Regions from separate parts of the Homo sapiens genome. Here regions 1, 2, 3, 4, 5 and 6 are each linked to region 7. A link is a contact called in ENCODE Hi-C or POLR2A ChIA-PET data. All regions are on one chromosome and are shown on one strand. Each heading gives the region's core, a stretch centred on a gene start or an enhancer-like site at or near the end of the contact. The rest is flanking DNA. Distances are from core to core; before and after follow the strand shown. Region 1 overlaps RPTOR (regulatory associated protein of MTOR complex 1). Region 2 overlaps RPTOR (regulatory associated protein of MTOR complex 1). Region 3 overlaps RPTOR (regulatory associated protein of MTOR complex 1). Region 4 overlaps TBC1D16 (TBC1 domain family member 16). Region 5 overlaps RPTOR (regulatory associated protein of MTOR complex 1). Region 6 overlaps RPTOR (regulatory associated protein of MTOR complex 1). Region 7 has its middle 21 kb from the start of NPTX1.

The links. Hi-C counts contacts between places; a loop is a spot of excess contacts on that map. ChIA-PET counts read pairs that join two places held with the same protein, here RNA polymerase II (POLR2A). Pooled maps may share reads with other maps.
Region 1: a map with no recorded cell type shows a loop between it and region 7 (11-fold over the local background). The contact joins two enhancer-like sites. A Hi-C loop is called at or near these places in 3 of 168 maps with a recorded cell type or tissue (cardiac septum, dorsolateral prefrontal cortex and vagina), 4 of 37 single-sample maps with no recorded cell type and 7 of 50 pooled maps. POLR2A ChIA-PET finds 5 or more read pairs at or near these places in 10 of 52 experiments (CD4-positive, alpha-beta memory T cell, MCF 10A, Panc1 and 6 more).
Region 2: a map with no recorded cell type shows a loop between it and region 7 (6-fold over the local background). The contact joins two enhancer-like sites. A Hi-C loop is called at or near these places in 2 of 37 single-sample maps with no recorded cell type and 3 of 50 pooled maps. POLR2A ChIA-PET finds 5 or more read pairs at or near these places in 4 of 52 experiments (MCF 10A, OCI-LY7, activated B cell and 1 more).
Region 3: a loop to region 7 is called in a map of psoas muscle, with 7 times the contacts of the local background. The contact joins two enhancer-like sites. A Hi-C loop is called at or near these places in 1 of 168 maps with a recorded cell type or tissue (psoas muscle), 5 of 37 single-sample maps with no recorded cell type and 14 of 50 pooled maps. POLR2A ChIA-PET finds 5 or more read pairs at or near these places in 13 of 52 experiments (CD4-positive, alpha-beta T cell, CD4-positive, alpha-beta memory T cell, Caco-2 and 10 more).
Region 4: a loop to region 7 is called in a pooled map, with 11 times the contacts of the local background. The contact joins two enhancer-like sites. A Hi-C loop is called at or near these places in 5 of 50 pooled maps. POLR2A ChIA-PET finds 5 or more read pairs at or near these places in 4 of 52 experiments (CD4-positive, alpha-beta memory T cell, H1, HEK293T and 1 more).
Region 5: a loop to region 7 is called in a pooled map, with 4 times the contacts of the local background. The contact joins two enhancer-like sites. A Hi-C loop is called at or near these places in 5 of 50 pooled maps. POLR2A ChIA-PET finds 5 or more read pairs at or near these places in 10 of 52 experiments (CD4-positive, alpha-beta T cell, CD4-positive, alpha-beta memory T cell, CD8-positive, alpha-beta T cell and 7 more).
Region 6: a loop to region 7 is called in a map of prostate gland, with 1.9 times the contacts of the local background. The contact joins two enhancer-like sites. A Hi-C loop is called at or near these places in 2 of 168 maps with a recorded cell type or tissue (prostate gland and sigmoid colon) and 4 of 50 pooled maps. POLR2A ChIA-PET finds 5 or more read pairs at or near these places in 5 of 52 experiments (AG04450, BJ, PC-9 and 2 more).

What each region holds. Positions count from the first base shown.
Region 1 is chr17:80,875,687-80,879,355 of GRCh38, forward strand. All of the region lies in intron 13 of RPTOR (regulatory associated protein of MTOR complex 1), which reads left to right. Among named protein-coding and RNA genes, the nearest start is that of CHMP6, 110 kb to the right of the region's middle. RefSeq lists enhancers at 1,639-1,688, 2,906-3,505. Within about 2 kb of position 1,790, at least 4 of the 41 ENCODE cell types and tissues checked have a DNase peak (open chromatin) inside an H3K27ac peak, as active enhancers do.
Region 2 is chr17:80,909,388-80,913,076 of GRCh38, forward strand. All of the region lies in intron 21 of RPTOR (regulatory associated protein of MTOR complex 1), which reads left to right. Among named protein-coding and RNA genes, the nearest start is that of CHMP6, 81 kb to the right of the region's middle. RefSeq lists enhancers at 1,005-1,234, 1,355-1,544, 2,313-2,362. Within about 2 kb of position 1,329, at least 2 of the 41 ENCODE cell types and tissues checked have a DNase peak (open chromatin) inside an H3K27ac peak, as active enhancers do.
Region 3 is chr17:80,830,841-80,834,706 of GRCh38, forward strand. The region is part of intron 9 of RPTOR (regulatory associated protein of MTOR complex 1); the gene reads left to right. Among named protein-coding and RNA genes, the nearest start is that of CHMP6, 160 kb to the right of the region's middle. RefSeq lists enhancers at 1,006-1,778, 2,245-2,554, 3,324-3,866 and a silencer at 2,383-2,599. Within about 2 kb of position 2,436, at least 41 of the 41 ENCODE cell types and tissues checked have a DNase peak (open chromatin) inside an H3K27ac peak, as active enhancers do; they include CD4-positive, alpha-beta T cell and psoas muscle, where a contact is called at or near this core.
Region 4 is chr17:79,996,233-80,000,120 of GRCh38, forward strand. All of the region lies in intron 3 of TBC1D16 (TBC1 domain family member 16), which reads right to left. Among named protein-coding and RNA genes, the nearest start is that of TBC1D16, 38 kb to the right of the region's middle. Within about 2 kb of position 1,484, at least 11 of the 41 ENCODE cell types and tissues checked have a DNase peak (open chromatin) inside an H3K27ac peak, as active enhancers do.
Region 5 is chr17:80,936,599-80,940,168 of GRCh38, forward strand. The region is part of intron 24 of RPTOR (regulatory associated protein of MTOR complex 1); the gene reads left to right. Among named protein-coding and RNA genes, the nearest start is that of CHMP6, 53 kb to the right of the region's middle. Within about 2 kb of position 2,138, at least 2 of the 41 ENCODE cell types and tissues checked have a DNase peak (open chromatin) inside an H3K27ac peak, as active enhancers do; they include CD8-positive, alpha-beta T cell, where a contact is called at or near this core.
Region 6 is chr17:80,957,877-80,961,220 of GRCh38, forward strand. RPTOR (regulatory associated protein of MTOR complex 1) reads left to right here. Exons shown (of 34, transcript NM_020761.3): 30 at 2,202-2,329. Among named protein-coding and RNA genes, the nearest start is that of CHMP6, 32 kb to the right of the region's middle. RefSeq lists an enhancer at 1,511-2,028. Within about 2 kb of position 1,710, at least 17 of the 41 ENCODE cell types and tissues checked have a DNase peak (open chromatin) inside an H3K27ac peak, as active enhancers do; they include prostate gland, where a contact is called at or near this core.
Region 7 is chr17:80,453,485-80,456,915 of GRCh38, forward strand. No RefSeq gene overlaps it. Among named protein-coding and RNA genes, the nearest start is that of NPTX1, 21 kb to the right of the region's middle. RefSeq lists an enhancer at 933-1,762 and silencers at 970-1,179, 1,440-1,699. Within about 2 kb of position 1,412, at least 39 of the 41 ENCODE cell types and tissues checked have a DNase peak (open chromatin) inside an H3K27ac peak, as active enhancers do; they include CD4-positive, alpha-beta T cell, CD8-positive, alpha-beta T cell, prostate gland and 1 more, where a contact is called at or near this core.

The DNA of each region.
Region 1 (3,669 bases), core at 540-3,039, 420 kb after region 7:
CCAGGATGTGTGTGTCGCCTGCCGGGTCTTCCACCGAGCCCGTGCCACGCAGGGTGTGTGTGTCGCCTGCCGGGTCTTCACACCGAGCCTGTGCCACGCAGGGTGTGTGTGTCGCCTGCCGGGTCTTCCCACCGAGCCCGTGCCGCCCAGGATGTGTGTGTCACCTGCTGGGTCTTCACACCGAGCCCGTGCCACGCAGGGTGTGTGTGTCACCTGCCAGGTCTTCCACCGAGCCCGTGCCGCCCAGGATGTGTGTGTCACCTGCTGGGTCTTCACACCGAGCCCATGCCACGCAGGGTGTGTGTGTCACCTGCCAGGTCTTCCACCGAGCCCGTGCCGCCCAGGATGTGTGTGTCACCTGCTGGGTCTTCACACCGAGCCCGTGCCACGCAGGGTGTGTGTGTCACCTGCCGGGTCTTCCACCGAGCCCGTGCTGCCCAGGATGTGTGTGTCACCTGCCGGGTCTTCCACCGAGCCCGTGCCACGCAGGGTGTGTGTGTCGCCTGCCGTGTCTTCCCACCGAACCCGTGCCACGCAGGGTGTGTGTGTCGCCTGCCGGGTCTTCCACCGAGCCCGTGCCACGCAGGGTGTGTGTGTCGCCTGCCGGGTCTTCACACCGAGCCCGTGCCACGCAGGGTGTGTGTGTCGCCTGCCGGGTCTTCCACCGAGCCCGTGCCACGCAGGGTGTGTGTGTCGCCTGCCGTGTCTTCCCACCGAGCCCGTGCCACGCAGGGTGTGTGTGTCGCCTGCCGTGTCTTCCCACCGAGCCCGTGCCACGCAGGGTGTGTGTGTCGCCTGCCGTGTCTTCCCACCGAGCCCGTGCCACGCAGGGTGTGTGTGTCGCCTGCCGTGTCTTCCCACCGAGCCTGTGCCACGCAGGGTGTGTGTGTCGCCTGCCGGGTCTTCCACCAAGCCCCTCCGCCCAGGATGTGTGTGTCGCCTGCTGGGTCTTCACACCGAGCCCGTGCCACGCAGGGTGTGTGTGTCGCCTGCCGGGTCTTCCACCAAGCCCCTCCACCCAGGATGTGTGTGTCGCCTGCCGGGTCTTCCACCGAGCCCGTGCCACGCAGGGTGTGTGTGTCGCCTGCCGGGTCTTCCACCGAGCCCGTGCCACACAGGGTGTGTGTGTCGCCTGCCGGGTCTTCCACCGAGCCCGTGCCACACAGGGTGTGTGTGTCGCCTGCTGGGTTTTCCACCGAGCCTGTGCCATGCAGGGTGTGTGTGTCGCCTGCCGGGTCTTCCCACCGAGCCCGTGCCACTCAGGGTGTGTGTGTCGCCTGCCGGGTCTTCCACCGAGCCCGTGCCATGCAGGGTGTGTGTGTCGCCTGCTGGGTCTTCCCACCGAGCCCGTGCCGCCCAGGATGTGTGTGTGTCGCCTGCTGGGTCTTCCCACTGAGCCCGTGCCACGCAGGGAGTGTGTGTTGCCTGCTGGCTGCCGTTCTGCGCGTGTGTGGTTTCAAGTCTTGTTTCCTCTTCTGTTTAACGAGGCCCTTGGTCTAAGTGTGCTTGTAATTTGGGCGAGTGAGCAGCAGCCGAGAGAGTCCACCCCAGTCCCCCTAGCCAGCGAAGTGGGAGCTCCCAGGTTCCTGCCTGCGGGGAGGGTGGGGGCGGTTTGAGTTAGTGAAAATGTGTGTATTAAACAGATATGTAAATGACCCCTGCCGAGCGCTGAAAATGAAGGTATGAAAAGGCATCATCATCCGTGGTTCCCACCTGGCATAATGACCGTATCAGAACAGACATCTGGTAGTATACACCACATAGTTGCCAGACTCCGATACCAAGGGCACATCTAAGTTCTCCCACCCTGATTTGCATGCCTCAAATTCAGAATTAGTGAGATTTGAGTCAGTGATGCTTCATTACACTCTCGTGAGACATGTTTGAGGAGCTTCACCGTGAATGTGTGGGCTTCGATTTGACTTGTGGAACCTGTGGTTAAAACAAAGGAAGGTGCCTTCATTCTCAGAACCCAGTGCTTTTTCTGTTGCCCTGGCCCTCTGGGCTGAGTCTTTACGTGGACGGCGGTCGATGCATCTCAGTTTATTTGTCAAAACCTTCAGCTAAAGCCAGTTGTTGCTTGAAAACTGCCTGCTTAATTGGCCTCCTCAGCTCGGGGGAGCAGCTTGCAATCTGAGGCCGGCGCCTGGCTCCCTGACCACCCGCTCCCCATCGTGCTCAGCTCTCATTCCAGCAGCCCAGCCCATAACCCGCCTCATCAGTGTATTGATGTGAGGCAGAAACACCTCATTGTAAGAGCACCCCTGAGAAATGGCGGGGTTAGGGGCTTCTGGGCTGCATAACCAGCAGATTCCCTCTGCAAAACTGCTCCTGCCTCAGTGGGAAAGGGCCAGCTGTGCAGGGCTGCACTGGAGAGCCGTTCTCTTCTTGATCCTCAGGCATCCAGTTCTTAAAATTCCGGCCCTCTGTCCTTGCATGGCCTTCGTCCTCTGGAAAGGAGCATGCTGGGAGCTGGCAGAACGCACGCCTCACTCTGTCGATGCAGTGTCTGTCACTGCTCAGTTTCTAGGTATTGATCCTAGAAACCCATGCTCTGTGGGTCCCTCTCCAAGAAACACAGCATCCATGATTTGTACATCGCACTGCAGTTTCAGACTGCTTTCACATGCGTGGTTTCATCTCTGACTCCACGACCTGAGCACAGATTTTTTTTTTTTGAGACGTAGTCTTGCTCTGTCGCCCAGGCTGGAATGCAGTGGTGCGATCTCAGCTCACTACAGCCTCCGCCTCCCAGGTTCCAGCGATTCTCCTGCCTCAGCCTCCCGAGTAGCTGGGACTACAGGCACGCACCACCACACCCTGCTAATTTTTGTATTTTTTAGTAGAGACAGGATTTCACCATATTGGCCAGGCTGGTCTCGAACTCCTGACCTTGTGACCCGCCTGTCTCAGCCTCCCAAAGTGCTGGGATTATAGGCATGAGCCACCACGCCCAGCTGAGCACAGATTTTTAAAACTTTACCTGGGTCCCTGACTAGTAAGAGGGAGAACCTGGACTTGAAACTTAGTTTTGTTTCAAATCTTGCCCCTTTTCCTCGGGTTTTGGGCAAATACTTCCCGAAGTATTATCGTTACCCCTGAATATCCAAGGCAGGATCATTTTATTCCCTTCCAGAGCCAGCACTTGCAGAAGTGTCCCCAAGTTAGGCAGCCTGGTGTGGCTTCCGGTAACACTGCCAGCCTCAGAGCCGGCCTGTTTCCTCCAGGACGCCCACAGGACCCTCGGAAGCCCCTTCCTCTAGGGGCCCGTCCCTCCTCCTTCCCCAGGCCCCGTCCCCCGCCTTGCCCTCTGAAAGTGGTCTTCAGCACCACCCGATAAGCGGTGACTTCTCATCTTAGAAGCCTGGCTTGGGTCAGGTTCTGCGTTTCGGCTGTGCGCGCCCCGGAGCAGCCCTGCTTGTGTCTCATCATCGATGCCTCAGCTGCAGTGTGCCCCACTGTAACCCCTCCGGGATGAAAACGCAACCCACCTCTTCAGTGGGCAGCCCTCCACTTGGATCCTCGCATCCCTGGCATCATCTCCGTCCTCTGTCCTTGCTGACCCAGCTCCAACCCAGCCTGTCTGACCCGTAGCCCACCTGCCATGTCCTTCCCGGCTGCAGCTCCTGCTGGGCTCTGCAGCCCCTCCTGCCCAACGCCACCTGCCCC
Region 2 (3,689 bases), core at 79-2,578, 460 kb after region 7:
TTGTAAGACAGTCTCACTCTGTCCAGACTAGAATGCAGTGACCTGATCACGGCTCACTGTAGCCTCCAACTCCTGGGCTCAAGCAATCCTCCCACCTCAGCCTTGGAAGTAGCTGGGACTACAGGTGCACACCACCACACCCGGCTAATTTTTAAATTTTTTGTAGAGACAGAGTCTCAGTGTGTCGCCCAAGCTGGTCTCTAACTCCTCAGTTCAAGTGATCCTCCTGCCTTGGCCTCCTGAAGTGCTGGGATTACAGGCATGAGCCACCACACCCAGACTTTTCTTCCCTTTCTGATAGCAGTAATTTTTGACTCATTCAAAACCCTTCTAGTTAATGGTTTCTTATTCATGGCCATTCTAGCTCAAGGGAACTTTTCAAAGAATCAGTTTTTGGTTTCATTGGTTTTTCTCTGTTGTTTGTCCATTTTCCATTTGATTGATTGAGCTTTCATCAATAAAGCTTGCTTTCTTCTGCTTACTTTGAGTTTAATTTGCTCTTCTCATCCTAGTTTCTTAAGGTAGAAGCAGAGGTCATTGATTTTAGTCCTTTCTCTTTGGGGACTGTAAACTCTTCTCAGTCCCTTTTGTGAGCTCTGGGCATTTGGCCTACCGCCTTCCCGCTGTTTTTTCTCTGCCTCATGGGTTGTCACTCTACCCTTGAGCAGATGAATACTTAGTCAAAGACCCCAGGGGCCTCTCCTGCAGACCTTGGAAGCTTTCCCCTCTCCAGTGCTCTGTCCTGCAAATTGTCACCACCTCAGCCTCCCTGGAGCCCCAGTCTCTGTCTCCTGTTCCCTGAAAGTGCTGGGCTCCCCGTCTCTGCACTGTGGCCTGGGACTGCCTGAAACTACCTGCAAGCCGGACACAGGGCAGCTGTTTATTTCCGTTCTCTCAGGGATCACAAGCCCGTGACACCCAGCACCCAGTGTCCAAAAACAATTGTTTACGGTATTTGTCCTGGTTTTCTAGTTGCTTATGGAAGTTGGATGATTTATGTGGAATTAGAAGTCACTCATTATAGCACTTAAAAATTTTTTGGTAACTTTTTGATAAAACTTCAAAAGCTTACAGAAATGTTGCAGGAAGAATGCAGGGAAAGGCCACACTCTTGCAGCCTCTGTGGTGTTCTACGTCTTCATCTGACCTCGTCACGGCTATGGCGTTGCCTCGGGTATCACTCAGTGCCAGGGTCTGCAGGGTCGAGGAGCCACGGCTTCCCATCCTAGTCCATCGCTTTTTCCAAATGAGCTATCGAGTCTCCCCCTCTCATTTGCTGTGGCCTTCTGGGTCCTGGCCGGCCATCGAGCCAGGGTTCCTGCAGCTCCTCAGCTCCTTTTGCTGATATTATACTTCTGTGGCTTTCGGTTCCTTCAACTAAGTTATTTTCTGTTGGTCTAGTTATATCTTAGATGGAAATCACCTTACCGTCTGCAGTTGGTTCTTCTTCAGTTCTTTTTTTTTTTTTTTCTCTTGCTCTGTTGCCAGGCTGGAGTGCAGTGGCACAATCTCAGCTCACTGCAGCCTCCGCCTCCCAGGTTCAAGCAGTTCTGCTGCCTCAGCCTCCCAAGTAGCTGGGACTACAGGCGTGAGCCACCACACCCGGCTAATTTTTGTATTTTTAGGAGAGACGAGGGGTTTCACCGTGTTGGCCAGGATGGTCTCGGTCTCTTGACCTCGTGATCCGCCTGCCTCGGCCTCCCAAAGTGCTGGGATTACAGGCGTGAGCCACTGCGCCTGGCCTGTTCTTTATGGTATCACCGGTATAGTCACAAGTAGCCTATTGGCCAACTTGGAAAGGTCCAGATTGTTTAATTCTGCACCGGCCTCCCCTCCTGCAGCGGACTCTGCCACTTCCTTCGTCACCGCATCCCTGCAGCGGATTCTGCCACCTCCTTCGTCACCGTGTGGTGTGGCCAGCTGCACGGGCACCTGGAGACGTTCATCCCCAGGCAGCAGGCCATCTCCTCAGGTTTCTTTTATGTGCTACTGGCCTGTTGAAAATAGCCAGTCAATTAAGTTAATGTTTTCATTATGCGGTAAGAAAACTAAGAAATAATATAATTATTTGCTTTTAAACTAGGAATAAGATAAATACAAAAATAAACCTCAGGCTGGGTGTGGTGGCTCACACCTGTAATCCCAGCACTTTGGGAGGCCAAGGCGAGAGACGATCACTTGAGCCCAGGTGTTTTGAGACCAGCCTGGGAAACATAGTGAAACCCCGTCTCTACAAAATAGTAGCAAGTTAGCCGGGCACGGTGGCAAGCACTTGTGGTCGCAGCTACCCAGGAGGATGAGGCTGGAAGATCCCTTGAGCCCAGGAGCTCAAGGCTGCAGTGAGCTATGATTGTGCCACTGCACTTCATCCTGGGCGGCAGAGTGAGACCGTGTCTTTTAAAATAATGTTTAAAAATATATGTTTGTTACACATTATGGTCTGAGACCAAGAAGGGGAGGCAGTAAAGCAGACAGGAAGGAAATAAGGAAGAAAAGAAAGTCATAAGACTGCACAAACACCCCTGAGGAAACCACCCACGGAGGCCCCAGACCAGAGCAACCGGTCCCGAGGCCTCTCAGATGAGCTGACGCTCTGGAGGATTGGGACTGAAACCGTCACATCTGCCTGCTACGGATTAGGGAAAATCAGTTCTTACCACTTACCACTGCCCTTTTAGACTCTAAATAGCCTCTACCACTTTTAGTTTAAGATTTCAAGGTTGGGTTTTAAATAGCCGTTTTCACTAAAATAGTTGTAAAAGCTTTTTACGAACATTAATAAATGGTTTAAGTTTTTAGAATTGATGGCCAGTTCGCGTCTCTGCTGGCAGTTCTCTGACACACAGGAGTGTCTGGTGGCCTCTTCTTTTCTCTTGGAGGCACAGGATGGCTGTGGCCATGGACCACCCTTGCTCTGTCCTGACTGCACAGTTGGAGGCCAGCGCTATTTAGGAGGTTTGATCGTTTTCCCCCAATTAATTTAGCTTCTTGGGTATTTTGATCATGATGAAATCAGTATTCAGCCTATTTAAGTTTATTTTTCAGTGGCTTTTGTGTATTTAACCTTACTGAAAAATTAGCCTGAATTATTTTAAACTGTAATCCGAGTGCCTAATCTTGAAATATAAGGACTATTAAGTGCGTTCCTGTGGACCTGGCCTCCAGTTGTTAAATAGCTCCTCTTGGGAAGCTCTCGAGCCTGTGTAGCACAGAAGCCACTGCTCTCTGCTCTTCAGCAAACGTCCCAGCACAGCCTCCACAGCCCAGCGCCCTTTTGGATTGTGTGTGACATGTAGTGTAGCTGGACGGCCCGCCCCCCTCTCCCACCACGGTAAGGCAGTTAAGCACCTGCGTCTGCCTTTCATGTTAGCAGGTTATAGCAACTCGAACACACGGCTTTGTCGTGCTATCCGATTGAGACCCAGAAACCGCCATAAAAGTGGCATTTGCCTTCTGTGCCTGCTTTGCCGTTCTAGAATGACACAGAGACCTTAAGGCACATGGCCATCACTCCAGCAGACATGCCACAGCCAGAGGGGTGGAGAAGGTCAAGAGAAGGCCTCTGCTAGAGACCTTGCTATGCATAGCACAATGCAGCATGAGCTTGTGTGTGTGTGTCTGTGTGCGTGTGTGTGCACGCGTGTGTGTGTGTCTGAGTGTATATGTGTGTGGGTTTAAGAGTAAACATT
Region 3 (3,866 bases), core at 1,186-3,685, 380 kb after region 7:
CCCAGGGTCAAGCAATCCTCTCACGTCAGACCCCCAAGTAGCTGGGACTACAGGCACACGCCCAGCTAATTGTTTTGTATTTTTTGTAGAGATGAGGTTTCACCAGGTTGCTCAGGCTGGTCTTGAACTCCTGAGCTCAGACAATCCTCCCACCTTGGCCTCCCAAAGTGCTGGAATTAACAGGTGTGTGCCACCGCGCCCAATAGGGAACATCATTTTAAAGCAGCTCTTTGCTTCCCAGCGGAGATTCCATAGCAGCCGTGTGTTGTTCCGATGTGTGTTTTCCCAAATGCGCTACACAATTAAGGTGCTTAGGAGGGAGGAGAGGCAAGCACAGAGGTTTGGCTTGCACTAGCTCCACGTCCTTCCCGGGTTTCAGAAAGGCATGTACTTGCCCTTGCACTGCCCAGAGACCAGGCCCCAGCACTGCCTCCTCTCCATTCCCCACGGAGGCTGAGACGATTCCTCAGTCCATGTCACCCTGAGAAAATCCCCCTCCAATAAGGCATTTGATTCTGTGGAGTCCGTTATTGCAGAATTTTACCTCCACTCTGTCCTAGGCGTGTTAACATTCGAAGTCTAATTCTAACTCTTAGACACTCTCACCACGTCCTTAACACGAGTGAGTTTACTAGTCTGGACACAGGAGGGAGGCTTCTGGAAGACTGGGAAACCCCAGGCCTTCTTAGATATGAGCAGTCCTTGCTGCTCGTGATGAATTTCATGCATGACTTTATCACTGTCCATCGGAATCCCGCCGAGGCTCTGGAGGCAGAGATGTCAGATCTCTGATGACAGTGAACTTCCACAGAGGGCAGCAGCATCTCCCTGTGTATCCTTGTGTATCACTATGTATCCCTGTGTGTCACTGTGTATCCCTGTGTGTCACTGTGTCACTGTGTATCCCTGTGTATCACTATGTATCCCTGTGTGTCACTGTGTATCCCTGTGTGTCACCGTGTATCCCTGTGTGTCACCATGTATCCCTGTGTGTCACTGTGTATCCCTGTGTGTGCCTGTATGTCACCGTGTATCCCTGTGTATCACTGTGCACACAGTAAAATTTAACAAGAAGCCAGTCCATTCCACCATGTTACCATGTTGCAGATTTAGGGAGGCGTAACCACACAGACTTGGTACTGGTCTTGATTGTGGAGGGCCTTTATGCTGAGCCAGAGATGAGGAAGATGTTGGTGCCTGGCTATAAGGGCTTGAGCCAGGTGGATACGGAGGGCATGCAGCCAACACCGCTCTTGAGACACCGGCTGGGTTAGTGTGGAAAAACTCCATTGAATGGTTTGCCTTTCTCCCTGGAGGTAGTTAGGTGTACTAGTTGAAACACCCATTCATTGGGAACCCGTGATCCAGGGGCTTTACAAATGGGCATGTGTGAGCATAGGCAGCATAGGCTGCCGTGGCCCCAGGTGTCAGGGTGCAGGCGGCTCCTGTCTTGGAGGCTTCCATCCCCCGTGGAAGCTCGTGCTGGCCACTGGAGCAACATTCCCGCAGGTGGGAAGGCCGCGAGGAGTGGACGAGGCAGCTCAGGCCTGGGGGACAGACTTGGAGCTCACATGCCCATCGCCCCCCTGTCCTGTGGCAGTGTCTGGTCCAGCCTCATCCAGGGAGGGAGGGAATGTGGCCTCCACCTTGAGTGGCATGTCCCAGCTCCAATGCTGTTCCTTAACAAGGGCAGGGAGGGAGGCACAAAGGAGTGAGGAGTGGTTTCAGACGCTCAGACGGAGAACATTCGGCTCAGAAACAGAATCGTGCTCTCCTCTGTTACTAGATTTTGCCAACTGCAACTGAGGACTGAGCTGCTGTGGAGGTGGGCTCCTCACCATGGGAGCATCACCGGGGGCTCTGCAGGGCTGTCTGCCACGAAAACAATGCCCAGAGCTCTCTCCTCCCCTCATCAATAGACCAAAGTGTGTACATCCCCAGGGAGCACACAGGAAAGATAGCAGAAAAGAGCATTTGGAATAAATAATGTACAATCTAGCTATTATACTCCTTGGGTGGTGATGGAGAGGTTGAATTTTTAGCAAGAGGAAAGAGGGAACAAAGCCTAACAAACATTGAGGTTAAAACATGAAGTCATCTGCATTTACACTTTGCTTCAGGCCGCGGCAGTAATGAATACTCAGAGCCGGCTTTCTGTTTAATGTTTGATGCAAAGTCACCGGGGAGTCATTCTCCTTCACTTTCAATTTCAGGGGTCCTGAAACCCTGCGTTTCTCTGCGGTAATAACCCGTGCTTTCCGTTCCCGGGGCGGGCGCGCTCTGACTGATCAGCGCAGATGGAGGCTGTGCGGACTTGGACTTGGACGGTTTTCCTCCAGCCCACCTCCTGGGCACCCGCCATCTCAGGGCTGTTTCCTGAAAACCCAGCTCTTGCCTGGATGACATGTTTTCCAGGCGAGTGACTCATCAGAACAGCCAACAGCTTAGAAAGTCCCTCTGCCCCCAGCTGCTGGGGGGGAGGAGCCCACGATGCAGATGAGCTGGTCACAGCTAATCACAGCCTCCTCCCCTCAGATCTGCACTCCAGCACTCCAGCCCTGCTTCTCCAGGCAGCTTGATCGCAGGCTGTGGGAAGTGCTAATCCAGACACCTTCCCGGTCCCCTCCCACCTTCTGCTGTCGTGTGCTGCCAAACCTCACAGGGCTGGCTGCTGCCGCCGAAGCCCACCACCATGGCCTCTCGTGTGTACGTAGGACCCACTTTCCCACTTGTCTTTAGCTGGGAATCCCAAATTAGAGCTGCAAGTGTGTGTTGATTTTACCGTAGAAAATGCAGCCAGTTTTAATCAACAGATAAATGTTCATTAGAGAATACCGTTGTTCTGCTGTTTAAAAGGTTGCCGTGCAGGCCGGGTGCAATGGCTCACGCCTGTAATCCCAGCACTTTGGGAGGCCACGGCAGGCAGATCACCTGAGGTCAGGAGTTCGAGACCCGCCTGACCAACATGGTGAAACCCCGTCTCTACTAAAAATACAAAAATTAGCCAGGCGTGTGGCACATTCCTGTAATCCCAGCTACTCAGGAGACCGAGGCAGGAGAATCACTTGAACCCGGGAGGCGGAGGTTGCAGTGAGCCAAGATCGCACCACTGCGCTCCAGCATAGGTGACAGAGTGAGACTCCGTCTCAAAAAACAAAACAAAACAAAAGGTTGCCATGCGATTTTAGAATTTAATGGGTAATCTGGCCCTGTAATTTGGTTAAATAAATAAATAAATAAACCACCCACGGCCCCGAGAGGGCCTCTGGCTTGCTCAGCAGGCGGTGCCAGGGTGCAAGCTCCTCCCAGTACCTCCGTCTTCCCTGCCTTGCTCTGAGTGGGGCTGTCCTTCGGGCCCAGGCCGAGCTGTGGCTTGAGGTTCAGGGCCGCTTCACTGTGTGCTGATAATCGGGTTCCAGCGCTTGTCTTTCAGCGGTTTGTAGGCGTTCTTTTACATCCTTTCTTCTCATTAGTACTTGAACAAAGTTATTTTCCTCCTCTCATGTAGACAGCTCTGCCTCGAGTCCACAGCCCTGGGTAGCCGGACGGCCCCGAGCAGCCTCCGTGCATCGTCTGGGCGCCGAGCCACAGCCCTTCCTCCTGGGCTTTGTGTCATCCCCGCAGCCTCCTGAGCCTCTGTGCATCAGTGAAACCAGAACCATCTGGGGCTGCTTTTCTGGTCTGAAATGTGGAGCTGGGTCAGTCCCCGCCTCCCACCCCGGGGCTGGATCCAAGTGGGCCCCCAGCCTTTTAGGAGCACATGTCCCACTGCAGCAACATGGGTCACGTGTCCGAGAGAGATTGTCACCCGTGGCTCTGACACAGCTTTGCTGGGCGGCATCCTGTCCGGTGTGCTGAGCGATGTC
Region 4 (3,888 bases), core at 234-2,733, 460 kb before region 7:
TTATGACTTTTTCCAAAATCCTCCAACCAAAGGTTGTCCCCATAAGCCTTTCGATATATATTATTAAGATATAAGAAGATGCTTAAGAGACAAAGAGATCTTCCGCCAAAGAATCAGATACCTGGATGGCAAATAAACACACAAAACGATATTCGACATCACGAGCCATTAGGGAAATGCTGATTAAAACCACAATGAGATGTCACTACACACCCATCAGGATGCTTAAAAAAAATAATAGTGACAACCTCAAATACTGATGAGGATGTGGAGAAACAAGGCACTCGTAAATTTCTGGTGGGAGTGTAAAACGGCCCAGCCACTCTATGCAACAGTTTAGCAATTGCTTTAAAAACTAAGCACATAGGCCGGGAACGGTGGCTCACGCTTGCAATCCCAGCACTTTGGGAGGCCGAGGCGGGAGGATTGCTTGAGCCCAGGAGTTCGAGACCAGCCTGAGCAACATGGCAAAAACCCTGTCTCTATTTTTACTAGATAAAAAACGTATTTTAAAAAACTAATCACACAATCAATCCACATATGACTCGGCAAGTGCATTTGTGGGAATTTATCCTAGAGAAACGAAAACTTAGGTTCCAACAAAACCCCACACATGAATGTTCCTAGTAGCTTTATTCACAGTCGCCCCTGAATGGGAAGCCATGGTTCATGTCCATCAGTCCGTGAGCGCGTGGACCGTGGGGTGCTGCTACTCAGCAGTAGAAAGGAACAAGTTCTTGACACACAGGACAGCTTGGATAGAGCTTCACAGGATGATGCTGAACCAAAAAAAGTCCATCTCAAAGCTGACATCATGCAGGGTTCCAGTTACGTAAAATTCTTACAGAGGAGTGGTTGCCCTGTGCCAGGGCAGCGTGGAGGAACCCTGCGGTGGGGGAGTGGTTCTGCGTCTAGCTAGTGGTAGTAGTTGCCGGAAGCTACATGTATCCCAGTGGCACAGGATTCTAAACACACAAGCACAGATGGGTGCCTGTAATACCCGTGAGACCTGTGGACTGTACCAACCTCAATTTCCTGGTTTGGAGAGTGTACTATGCTTCTATGCAGGATGTCACCATGGGGGGAAGTGGGTGAAGGGTGTATAGGGCCTCCCGGTACTTTTTTTTTTTTTGCAACTTCCTGTAGTTACTTCGAAATAAAAACTTTTAAACGTGGCTAATGGAAAATTTTAAATCACAGAGGTGGCTCACGTTACATTTCTATTGGGCACTGTTAGCCTAAACCGGGGGATCCACAAACCATGGCCCGAGGGCCAAATTGAGGCTGCCCTCTGCCTCTGTACAGCCCATGAACGAAGACTTTTTTAAATGAATAGACTTTCTTTTTTAGAGCGATTTTAGGTTCACAGAAAAACTGAGCAGAGTACAGCGAGTTTCCCCTCAATGTACACACTTTCCCATACCATTAATGTCTTGCATTTGCGTGGTACATTTGCTGTAACTGATGAGCCAATATTGATACATTATCAGTAATAACTGACGTTCAGGGCTTCTACTAGGTTCACTCTTGGTGTTGTACAGTCTATGGGGTTTCAGAGACACAGTGGCAGGCGTCCATCATTGCAGCCTCACACAGAATAGTGTCACTGCAGCCGGGCGCGGTGGCTCACGCCTGTAATCCCAGCACTGTGGGAGGCCAAGGAGGGTGCATCACCTGAGGTCAGGAGTTCAAGATCAGCCTGGCCAACGTGGTGAAACCCCGTCTCTACTGAAAATACAAAAATTAGCTGGGTGTGGTGGCGGGAGCCTGGAATCCCAGCTACTCAAGAGGCTGAGGCAGGAAAATCGCTTGAACCCAGGAGGTGGAGGTTGCAGTGAGCTAAGATTGTGCCATTGCACTTCAGCTTGGGCACAAAGAGCAAAACTCTGTCTCAAAAAAAAAAAAAAAAAAAAAAGACAAGAAAAGAAAAGGAAAAAGAATAGTGTCGCTGCCTTTGGAATCCAGTATCTGCCCATTTATCTTTTTCTCCTCTTGAGCCCCCAGCAGGTGTTGATCTGTTTACTGTCTTCACAATTTTGCCTTTTCCAGAATGTCCTAGAGCTGGAATCATGCAGCTTGCAGCCTTTTCAGACTGGTGTTTTTTGTTTTTTTTGAGATAGGGTCTCACTCTGTGACCCAGGTTGGAGGGCAGTGGTGCAATCTAAGCTCACTGCAACCTCCGCATTCTGGGCTCAAGCAATCCTCCTGCCTCAGCCCCCCAAGTAGCTGGGACTACATGTGTGAGCCACCATGCCCGGCTAATTTTTGTATTATTATTATAATTTTTTTTTTTTTTTTTTGTAGAGACAAGGTTTCACCATGTTGCCCAGGCTGGTCTCCTGAGCTCAAGTGATCACCCACCTCGGCCTCCCAAAGCGCTGGGATTACAGGTGTGAGCCACCGCACCCGGCCCAGATTGGCTTCTTCCACGTAGCAATGTACATTTCAGCATCCTCCACATCTGCTCAAGGCTTGACAGCTCATTTCCTTTTATCCATAAACAATATTCCCTTGCAGGGAAGCGCCACCGTTCGCACATCCACCCACCACCACAGGGTATCCTGACTGCTTCCACCGCGCCCGTATGAATGAAGTGGTTACAAACACCTGCGTGCAGGTTTCATGTGAAGGATGGTTTTGAACATTTTTAAATGTTGAAAAAAATCCAGAGGAGAATATTTCACAACACATGAAAATTATATGAAATTCCACTTTCAGTATCCTTAATAAAACGTGAATGGGGCTGGGCGCGGTGGCTCACGCCTGTAACCCCAGCACTCTGGGAGGCCGAGGCGGGGGGATTACCTGAGGTCAGGAATTTGAGACCAGCCCGGCCAACACGGCGAAACCCCATCTCTAGTAAAAATACAAAAATTAGCCGTGTGTGGTGGTGGGCACCTGTAGTCCCAGCTACTCGGGAGGCTGAGGCAGGAGAATTGCTTTAACTCAGGAGGTGGAGGTTGCAGTGAGCCAAGATCACACCACTGCACTCCAGCCTGGGCGAGAGAGTGAGACACTGTCTCAAAAAAAAAAAAAATTAATGGAACACAGCCATGCCAATTAACATACATTGTGTGGTGGCTTCCATGCTACAAGGGCAGAATTGAAAAGCTGCAGCCAAAACCATCTGGCCCCCAAAGCAGAAAATACTTGCTGTCTGGCCCACCTGCCAACCCCTGGAATAGACAATTACAATTCCCAACTTTGAAAGTCCAGGAAGAAAACCAACCAAAATGATAACGGCAACACCAGAGGGATCAAAGATCACAAATATTTCCCTTCTGCCTTTCCCCCAAATTTCTTTTTTTTTTTTTTTTTTTTTTTTTTTGAGATGGAGTCTCACTCTGTTGCCCAGGCTGGAGTGCAGTGGCGTGATCTCGGCTCACTGCAACCTCCGCTTCCTGGGTTCAAGTGATTCTCCTGCCTCAGCCTCCCGAGTAGCTGGAATTACAGGCATCCACCACCACGCCTGGCTAATTTTAGTACTTTTTAGTAGAGACGGGGTTTCACTATGTTGGCCAGGCTGGTCTCGAACTCCTGACCTCAGGTGATCCGCCCGCCTTGGGCTCTCAAAGTGCTGGGATTACAGACCTGAGCCACCAGGCCTGGCCACCCTCGAATTTCTAAAATGAACACAATCTCTTTTGTCTCTTTGGAAGCCCATTTCTATAGTGTCTTTGCCGGGGCCCCAGCAACCTGTCTGGGACTCCTGACCAGACTCACTCGCTCAGCTCTAGGGGTCGACGAGGCTGGGCCATGAGGAGCAACTGACATGACAGAAACAAGGAGTTTCTCAGGGCCCTGATTGTGTTTGGTTTTTTGCTTTTTGTTTTTAACCAGAGTCACTGCTCAGCCATCACTTGTGCTGAAGGCTTGAGCTCTGCGTCA
Region 5 (3,570 bases), core at 888-3,387, 480 kb after region 7:
TGTATCCTGTATGATCCATGTATACAACATTCCAGGGAAGGCAAAACTGTGTGGAACTGTTCTATATCTTCCACATTTATCAAAACTCCGCCTGTACCTACAGAGGGCGAAATTCACTGTACGTAAGTTACATCTTCATCAACCTCATGTTGCGGGGAGAAGAAACTCTTTTCCCTCTTGTGCTGAAGTCACATGAAAGATGATGTAAATGCCTTGTTGAGGAGTGAACGTGCATAGCAAGCTCCGAGCTTCATTCAGAGCTTCTCCCCCCTCCACAGCTTGGCGATTTGTGGTAACACAAAGGCTGTGTCCTTGGACGTAATGTACACGAGACACTGGCAGAATCAAATCACCTCTGTTGCCTGTGGACTCACGACGCACACCACTACCTCTTCCGCCTCTTCCTCTGCTGCCTCTGTCCACGGAGGGGACTTTATTGTTCAGTGGGGAGGGGATAGTTTGTTGCTAAACCGTGGGGAAAATAATAAAAAGCGTCAAGGGGAAAAGCACATCACAGAGGCAAATTTGCCCTCACTTCAGGTCATCAGGAGCTAAGCGGGTGGAGAGGGAGGGAGCTGGCAGTGTGAGCGTTTAATGTGTTAGCGATCTTTTCCCATGGGTGCCTCTCCCCTTTTGCCTTCACCCAAGTCTTTCTCAATCTTGATAGTCATGTACCTGTTTTGAATTTTATCCCCTGCACCTTGAACCTTTCTAAATTCAGAGGGATTGAAGATAAGACTCAGCTCTAAGGCTCCCAGATTCCCCGGATAAGAATTTATCCCAAAACTGCCCCAAACTGCTGCTTTCCCGTAAGTCTTCTGGGGAACCTCTAATCTCCCTTTATTCCTGAGCCCCAGGTTTTTCTTTGCAACAGGAAAGGAGTTGTGTTTCATTGGCTTTCAGCTGAAGCCTCTGTGGGAGGCTTCAGAATCGTAATTGGTTTCTGTCTGAGTGGAAGCCAAGAGGTACAGGAGTGTCAAGATCCTCATCATGTAACAGGATCAGCGGCACCCACAGCCTCCAGGAGCTCTGTTTACAGGGAGGCTCAGCCTGCACTGGGCCTGGGCCCTTTTTTACTGAAAAGCCTTTATTCAGCCTGAAGAGAAACAGGTGGAGAGGAGGCGACAGAGCCGATGATGAAGAGCTGCGGTGTCATTTGCTGCCTCCGTGCTGAGCGGCGGTCACATCCTAGTTTCCCAGGGTGGGTGCCCGCATCTTCCACGGCATCTCTGCCTTCCCCTGGCCTCTCCATCCACCGCTCTCCCTCCTGCCTCACGCCGCACCTCCACTTCTGCCCATGCTTGTCCTGTGACCCTCGTGGTCATAGCTGGTTGTCCTGACACAGACACTTGGGGTGGTTCCGGAACCGCGTCCCGTTCAGAAAGTCTCTTCCCAGCCCAGCAAGGGCTGTAAAGGAAGGCTGTGGGCTCTCTCCTAGAGCTCAGATTAGGGAAGTGGCGGCCCCTACCCCTACAGGCAGAAGCCCCTGGGCCGGGAGAGGGCCCTTGCAGTGCCGTGGCAACAGGACAAGTGTGGGGCCCCCTGAAACCCCTCAGCTCCTGTCTCCGGGCGTCCTGTGCCCCTCCCTGTTCTGGCATGGGCCCCCTCTCAACCTTGCAGTCGTCTTTGTTGTCTTTGGAGCTGAGGCTCTGAAGCCGCCCCATTTCTACCCCCCACGTCTGGATTCTTTGCCTGAGCTCAGGCCCAGGACCATAGAGTGCCGGGCCAAGGAGCTGGAATTCCCATCAGTTCCTCTCCCTTCCCACTCGAAAGTTCCTTCTAGACTCTTCCTCTAATTTATTCCCAGAGAAGCCCGAGTCTCATTAAAGTGCAATGTCTCTGTTCCTGCACAGCTTTGAGTCTTTCCACCGCGGGTTTTTTCTTATTACTGTTCTATGTTATTTACCATTTGTCATTTCTTTTCTAATAAGCTCAGGATTGTCGTCAAGTGAAACTGGTTGCTAAGAATCCACAGTCTATCCCATTTGCCGTTGCGGGATTATTTCTAAATCAGAAAATGTGCGGAGGGAGCCATTTGACACCTTTTGTGGTTACTGTTTCCGGGTTTGGATGTCTTTTTTGCTGTGTTGTTGCTGTTTTATCGAGTGTGGTTTTGTGACTTTTAAGAAGAAAAAGAAGGAAGCAGAGCAATCAAATGCTAGGAACTGAGCCACAGCCACCCATGAGCACGGGGTCAGACATGAGGTTTGGGGCTTGCCTGTTTCTGTTTTGTAATCAGAGCTGACACAAAGCATTCGAGGAAGAGACACAAAGAATGCTCTGTAAGCATTTGCACATGATAACCACCTACAACGACCGCCTAAAACTCCACACGGAGAAACCGTTTTCTTTCTCCGCCACATTTACGTGCAAGGACGCAAACACGGCCATGCGCCATAGTCTTTATTCCCATTTCTTCTATCAGAGAAAGCGACTTTTTAATAACTAATGCAGGCTCTCTTTTTCCTTTGTCGAGACAGAGTTGCTTTTAGCCAAAAGGAATTAGGGTTCTTACCTTGTTTATTTCATTTATTTTATATTTTGGGTCTTCACAAGTCTTAGTTTCTTAGCAAGGAACAGAATTAGCCAGATTGACTGGACGGCATGTATGCTTAAGGAAATGCATCTGCGTAACCCAGACAAGTGGCCATCCTCCCGCGGAAAGTCAATTAAATCCTAGTTAGTATTTGCCAAGTGTGGACCTCTCCTAGACGCTGAACGTGCACACCCCAACCCACATGTGCGTGCACACACACAGACACATGCACGCACTCGCACACACGCACACACACGCATGCACGCAAAGGCCCTGAAGTGAATGAAGACCTTTGCTCAGGGAAGAGAGGGCAGCAGCATGTCTAGCGTCTGCATATTTCAAGTGAAAATAAACTTGGTCTTTCTGAAGCTGTCTCATTAGGGAAGGCACTGAAGTTCTCACGAGTTAGTTTAACCCCAGCCAGGCTTGCAGCTCAGCACCCTCCTAGCTCTTCCACCATCAGGAGCCCAGTGGCACCCCCTCTGCTGCCCAGGAAGGTCCCACACTCTCTCGGGGCCCGGCCTGGCCTCTCATGAGGCTGTCTTCCTTCTGTCTCGTAAGCTCCCTCATCTTCCAGCCAGCTGCCTGGTTCCCTTTGGCATTAGAGAGAGAATAAAGGCAGTGTCTCCTCAAGCGCACCTGCCTCCTGATTGTGTTTTCAGTGTTTGAAGCGGCATTCGGTGCCCCCCTGCCCTGCTGCTCAGTGCTGACCTCAGTGCCCCCCATTCCCTGGGGAGGCGTTTCCCAAGGCCCTGGTCCCCATCATACACCTGTCAGCCTCACAGGCCACTCACTCAAGGGTCTCAGAGCCCCCACACTAGTGAACACAGGCGTGGAGAGCGCCTCTCCCAGCTCCGGGGAGGGACCAGCGATGTGTTTTGTAGCAGACACAGGACCCACAACAGCCCGTGCCTCTGGTGCACTGGCCAGACGAGAAGCCCAAAGCCTTCAGCCTTTGAGAAAGAGGTGCCTTCATCTGAAAATAACTACAGCCAACCCTCCATGTCCACAGGTGCTGCATCCGCAGATTCAAC
Region 6 (3,344 bases), core at 460-2,959, 500 kb after region 7:
TGCTGGGAGGAGACGTGGGCTCCCTGAGGCCTCTGGATGAAGGTGAACTGCAACACCCAGCCCTGCGCTGCAGTATGGCTCAGGCTGCGCCAGCTCTGAGTGTTTGCAAGTAGTGTCTTCTCTCTGCAAATTAAGGAATGTCAGAAATCAGTAGGGTGACCAATTGTAAATTAGAATGATTAATTATTTGGAGGCGTTTTTTTTTTTCTTTTGAGATGGGGTCTCACTCTGTCACCCTGCGTCACCCAGGCTGGAGTGCAGTCGTGCAATCACAGCTCACTGCAGCCTCAACCTCCTGGTCCAAGTGATCCTCCCACCTCACCCCCCCCCCCCACCACCAAGTAGCTGGGACTACAGGCATGCACCCACACGCCTGGCTAATTTTTTTAACTTTTTGTAGAAACAGGGGTCTCAGTATTTGCCCAAGCTGGTCTCGAATTCCTGGCTCCGGCAATCTTCCTGCCTTGGCCTCCCAAAGCACTGGGATTATAGGTGTGAGCCGCTACAGAAGACAGAAGATTTTTGTTTCTTTTTTTTTTTTTTTTTTTTTTTGAGACAGAGTCTTGCCTTGTCGCCCAGGCTGGAGTGCAGTGGCGCGATCTCGGCTCACTGCAAGCTCCGCCTCCTGGGTTCATGCCATTCTTCTGCCTCAGCCTCCCGAGTAGCTGGGACTACAAGCGCCCACCACCACGCCCAGCTAATTTTTTTTTTGTATTTTTAGTGGAGACGGCGTTTCACGTGTTAGCCAGAATGGTCTCTATCTCCTGACCTCGTGATCCGCCCACCTCAGCCTCCCAAAGTGCTGGGATTACAGGCGTGAGCCACTGCGCCCGGCCAGAAGCCTCTTTGCTTCTTAAAGCATCTGCTATTTTCAGTTTTGACAAAAAGCGGAGTACATTGGTTTTGCCCAAGACAGCCTGGAAAAGTGGTAGAGACCTAAGCAGGCCGCGCTCAGCAGAAATCTAACTGCATTGACTTCATTTGGAGCAGAGGCGAGACCACAGATACTGTGAGGGGCAGCGCCTGAGGTGGCTTTAGAGCCAGTATTCCCTTCCTCTGGGTCCCCAGGGAGAGGTGTGGCACAGAGGCCATACCCAGCCTCTCTCCCGGGCAGGCCATCTGGTGTCAGGAGGGATGGCTCAGCCCTGCTGCCGTAGAGGGCGGTGTGGAGCAGGCCCAGCAGAGGGGAGGCCTGGGCACCCTCAGCTGCTCGAAGCTGCTGTGGTTGCTCTGGGCAGCAGCAGCCCGAGAACCTGGCCCAGGCCTTCCCGTGTGGGCAGCCTCCCCTCTGACGTGACCGTGGATCCCTCGAGGCACCAGCAGCTTTCATGGCACCTTCTTTGGGGTGGGGGGGTCTTGCACCTGTCTGGAGCTGTGGCTCCACACGAGACGTAGCCCTCAGGGCACAGCGTGGACACCCTGATCCTCAGGGTCTGGTCACCAGTGGGGGCTTAGAGGCCCAGGTGGCCTGCGGGGCAGGTGCTGTTCCTGCAGAGGTGGGTGGAGGCACAGAGCGCAGCAGGTGCTCCCAGAGCCGGCTCTGCCCCTCGCAGGGGTCTGGCCCCATCATCCCCACGCCTGTGTTTCCTCCTGGAGTGCACAACCCAGCACCGCCCATCGTGCGTGGAAAGCGCTCTCCCTCTCGTGGCCCTTTTCCTCCTGCGTCCCTGGCAGGTGCCATCGCCCCCGCCCCCGCTTCTCCAGCACTTAGAGCCCCCGAGGGAGCCAGATGACCCCTCCTGGACTCGTCCCATAGCTCATTAGAAGTTCTGAGACGCAGCCAGTGAGGAGTCCTTGCCAAAATGTGCTTTGCTTTCCTTTTTAGGAAACAGAGAGAGGTTGGAAGTTTAATTGGCACTGACAGCCAGTCCTTCCCAGAGGCGTTTGCAGGCCTCCGCTCGGGGTGGGGCTGGCCTCTGCCTCACTGGCTGGGTCCCAGGCGCCTCAGGGCCTCAGGGCTGTCCCTCCAGGGCCAAGGGATAAGGGCGTGACTCATTGTCCTGCCAGCCCCTGCCTCTCCCTGGGACTCCTGGGCTCCCCAGGCCTTTGATGCTTCCCTGGATAGAGAGAAAGGCCCCTGCAGCCAGGGAGGGTGATCCCCACAGCCAGGCAGGCAGCAAGAGGGGTCCTGGCGCTGCAGGACAGCAGGGAGGGTGGCTCGGTGCCCCGGTCTTCACCGGGCTGCCTGTGTTTGGCTCTAGGACATCCCTACGGGCGCAGACAGCTGTGTGACGAGTCTGTCCTGTGATTCCCACCGCTCACTCATCGTGGCTGGCCTCGGTGACGGCTCCATCCGCGTCTACGACAGAAGGATGGCACTCAGCGAATGGTACCTTGACCCTGTCCTCTCCCTCCCCGAGTGCTGGCAGGGTACCTTCCAGGTGGTAGGGCCGTGTCACTGCCATTTGGTTGGGTCCAGGTTTCTCAGTGAGATGCAAAGCTTCCCCAGGAGCCTGCAGTGGCGTATTTAGGCCAGTCCTGGGCTCCCCAAAGCCGCCAGGCCCGTCCCACTGAGGCCCATCCCACAAAGGTCTGCCCCACAGAGGTCCACCCCACAGCCTATGGAGGAGCACAGGGGACAGGCCATGTGGGATGAGCCAGTGGACTGGAGGCAGAGGCTGTCGGGGTGAGGCAGGGCCGCAGCCAGGCACCTGCCACCTCTGAGCTCACCTGAACAGAATACTGCCACTGCCTGCCACCTCCTGGGTCATGCAGCAAGTGTCTGGGGAGGGATGTCTGAGGGCACACACGTGGGCACAGCAGCCCTGGGCACTGCCTCCACTGAGCACCCCTGTGGGCAGGTGCTGTCCGCGTCTGGCAGAGGACAGGGTACACGCATGGGCACAGCAGCCCTGGGCACTGCCTCCACTGAGCACCCCTGTGGGCAGGTGCTGTCCATGTCTGGCAGGGGACAGGGCACACGCGTGGGCACAGCAGCCCCGGGCACTGCCTCTGCTGAGCACCCCCGTGGGCAGGTGCTGTCCGGGCCTAGCAGGGGACAGTCCGTCTTGGCCCACACGGCTCATGCAGCAGAAGTAAATTTCACCCAGCACAGAGCGAGGATTCCCAGAAGGTCCTTGTGCCTCCAGCTTCATCAGCTTTAGGTCTGGGATTCTCATTCCTGACCCTCCAGTCTGCACAGATCGGGGAGACACAATGAGGAGTTTTGAGGGAAGCAAAGCAAAGGGTGGGCAGGGCCTGGGAGCGCTGCGATGGCCGCCTGGCCCCCGTCTCTGGGCAGCTTCCATGTGGCTCAGACAGTCCTCCAGCGGCCTGACGGTGACCTAGGGCCCAGCCCTGAGCCAGCCTGGGGAGGACACAGGGGGTCTCTGCTGGAGCAGGTC
Region 7 (3,431 bases), core at 162-2,661:
TCTTTGATCCAGCTCCTGCCTTACAGGACTTCATCTTCACCCATTCCTGAGGAAGGAGAGAGGAAAAAAAGACCTCTCATACACCCCCTCAGTCTAGTGTTTACTGAGCACACACTGTGATCTGGATAAGAGAGAAACTCTGCCGTCTTGGTGCTTTCAGACAATACACATCAAATTACATTATCAACGATGCTGGATGGCGCTAAGAGCCGGGGAGGGAAAGCAAGGGAGTACAGGCCACAGACCGTCCTGGACTTCGAGTTTGACTTACATTTTGGCTTTGCCATGGTACAAACGCCATACACATTCAGTATACTCCTCCGCTTACAGATGGGGTTACATCCGGATAAACCTACCGTAAATTGCCTTACAATGCTTTAACCTATGATGGGTTGATGGGGAATCTAACCCCATATGACAGGAGCATCTGTATAGGAAGGGGGCACGGTTTTCAACAGGTGGTCGCCTCACTAAGTGGGAGTCACAGGGTTTCAGGGGAGGAGCGTTCCAGGCCGCGGTAACAGCAGGTGCAAAGGCCCTGAGGCAGGACGGGGCAGGGAGGTCCAGAGTCCACCGCGCAGAGACCCGGGAGGCCGGCAGGCACGGTGAGGACCTTGACTTAAACCCAGGAAAGGGGAACCACACTGGGGCATGACCTCCTGTACTTTCCGAGATCGCTCTGGCTCCTGTGTTGAGGAGACTCAGGAGGGGAAGGTGGAAGCGGGGAGACCCAGCTGAGACGCTACTACAGTCATCTCGGCGGGAAAAGACGGCTCGGAGCAGGGTGGTGGCAGAGGTGGGAGAAGAGGTCAGGTCTGGGGAAATTTCGAAGGCACAGCCAACAGGATGTACTGCCGGGCTGGATGCGGGGTGTTAGGGGTCAGGGAGGCCGCCAAGGCTCTGCCTGAGAACTGGGGAGGGCCAGGGGCACCATTTACGGAGCTGGGGAACAGCAGGAGCTCGTTTTGTTAGCAGGTGCGAGGCGCCGGGCATTTAAAGGCGGCCTGACGGGACCGGCCGAGGCGGAAGAACGGACAGGGCCCTGCGGGACCGCGCTCGGATCCGCCTCCTCCCTGACCTCGGCGTCCCCGGCTACTGCCTCCAGAGCCGCTTCGGGGCCGACCCCGGGGACTCTTCCCGCCTGCGGCCTCGCGCCAGCCCGGCCGGCTCGCCTAGTGCCCGGCGCCCAGAAACGCGTGGAGCTGGGAGAGGCCACACAACCCACGCCGGAAGCCTAACCCCGTCGGCCCCCGCGGCCGGCACCGGCCGGAAGCCCGCGAAGCCTAACTCTCGCGAGACGCCTCCTGAGTCCCGCCTCTCCGCGGTTCCGCCAGTCGCCGCGCTCCTGTCTGCGTTGCTGTGGCAGCCCCGCCGTGCGTCCGCGTTCCCGGAGCCAGCGCGGCGGCGCGCCTGTGCTCGGGGCTTGGCCGTAGCTTTTCCTCAGGTCCCGCGCGGCGCGCCCCTGTGTCGCAGGCGCCCTGCCGCTGCCCGCAGCTTTTGGGGGGTTCGGGGGCGGGGGAAGCAGGGCCGCAGAAGGCCCAATCGGAGCCTTCTGACACCCGCCCCGGCCCGCCGCCCTCCCGGAGCTTCCGTCCCCGCCGCCTGGCTCCTTACTGACACGCGCGCCGCCCCCGGTCGCCCGTTTTCCCTGGGCTCCGGCCTCCTCTCGCTTCCAGCCCTGGCCTGAGGTCCTGAGGGCTCCCTGGAGGGGGCGGCTTCCCAGCACCCAGCGTTTAACAGGGCCCTTTCGGCCTCCCTGTCCCCCAAGCTCAGAGTTGGGGTCTGCAGCAGGGGAAAGAAGGAGGGAGACTGGGCAGCTCAAGTTCCCCAGACCGCACCTATCAGACGGAGGGCGGCCCGCTCCCGTCAGAGCCCGACCTCGGCGGACAGGGGAGGGGATGGGTTGAGAAGCGGGAGAAGGCCACTAGCTGGAAACTCCCTGACGACAGGGACACCGTTCTCGCCCCAGCCCCAGCGCTCGGCCTCCGCAGAGCCGGCCCAACGAAGGAAGAATGAAAATATGAACGTGACATGATGTGGGCTTGAGAGGCCGCCTTGTTCTTTGGATTCACCCAGAAACCTGACTGAAAGGAAAGTTACTGCAACTGGGGAAAAGCACAGTTGGCTGGAGAATTTGGTTTAAAAATAAATAAGTTTTAAATTACGTAACTAACACGTGCTTGGTGTAGAAAATTTGGAAAACATATGAAAGTACGGTATAAAAATCCTCGATCCCACTGCCACATAGAACCACTATTAACATGTCAGAATCGTTTCTTCGGGTGTTTTTTTTTCTTAATGCATTTATATTGCATATACATTTTTTCTCTAACAATATATTGATGTGCCCCAGTCCCCCACAGACCCTAATGTATGAATGGGAATGGAGGCGTCTGAAATGTGACTCACAAAGAGTTCTCTTTCCTCCCTAACACCCCATCCCTGCCTCACCCCTTCAGCGCATTCACAGCAGCACTGGGACTCCGGACTCAGACAAATGTGCACTGAGCTGGCTGGTGCTCTCATAGCCTCTGGCCCCAGAGCTCCACCTTCCCCTGCAGAGGGGGTCCCGGGAGTGTCCTCAAGTGCTCCATGCCCCATGTTCCTTTCCATGGCACCAAATTCTTCTGACCTCCTTCTAGGTGAGGGGTGAGGGGGTGAGGTAGGGGGTTGGGGAAGAGTGTCCCCATGAGGCCTGAGGGGCCTGCTAGTGCAGGGGAGGAAGGGAAGTTCAAGCAAGCAGGCTCAACGGAGGGCTCCACCCTCCAGGTACGGCCAGGTCCTGGGAGAAGGAGGGGAAGCAGTCTGGTCCAGGAGAGAGGCAGCAAGGGCAGATGCTAAGCCTTTGCCTCTGCACTCCCTGGGGACCTCTGGGGACCCCCCCCCCCACCCAGCACTAGTAATCAAAGGAGGACAGACACCTACACACGTGTCCCATATGTCTCACCCTAGCAGGCAGCGAGAGGATGCCCAGTGTTACTCTGGCCCCCTGGAAGGCTAGCTTGCTCTCCTGGGCACAAGTCAGAAGCAGTGTGAACTGGAGTGGGTGGTGGGGGACACCCCTCCCGGTGAGCCCCCCCTCCGACCCGGCTGTCAGTGATCCACAAGTCTGGCCCATCAGCCCTCCCTGCTGAGCACACAGTCCACTGACCCTTCTTCAGAATTGTGGGAATGACCTCACTGCCCCTCCAAGCAACGTGTTGTGCTGCCGCCCACATCAGACATCCGGGGAATGGACTGCACAGCCTCCATGTGTGCTGGCTCCTTGGCGCCTGCAGAGCCGGGTTGATTCTGTCTTTCCCTTCAACTCTTGTCTTAAAGGATATCCTGAGCGTGCCGGCTCCTCTGCTCAGAGGGTGTTAGGGTGGCGGTGGCAGTGGGCACCTCTCTGCTCCTCGGCTGGGTGCTCAGCCTCGCCAGGCTGCCTGGAG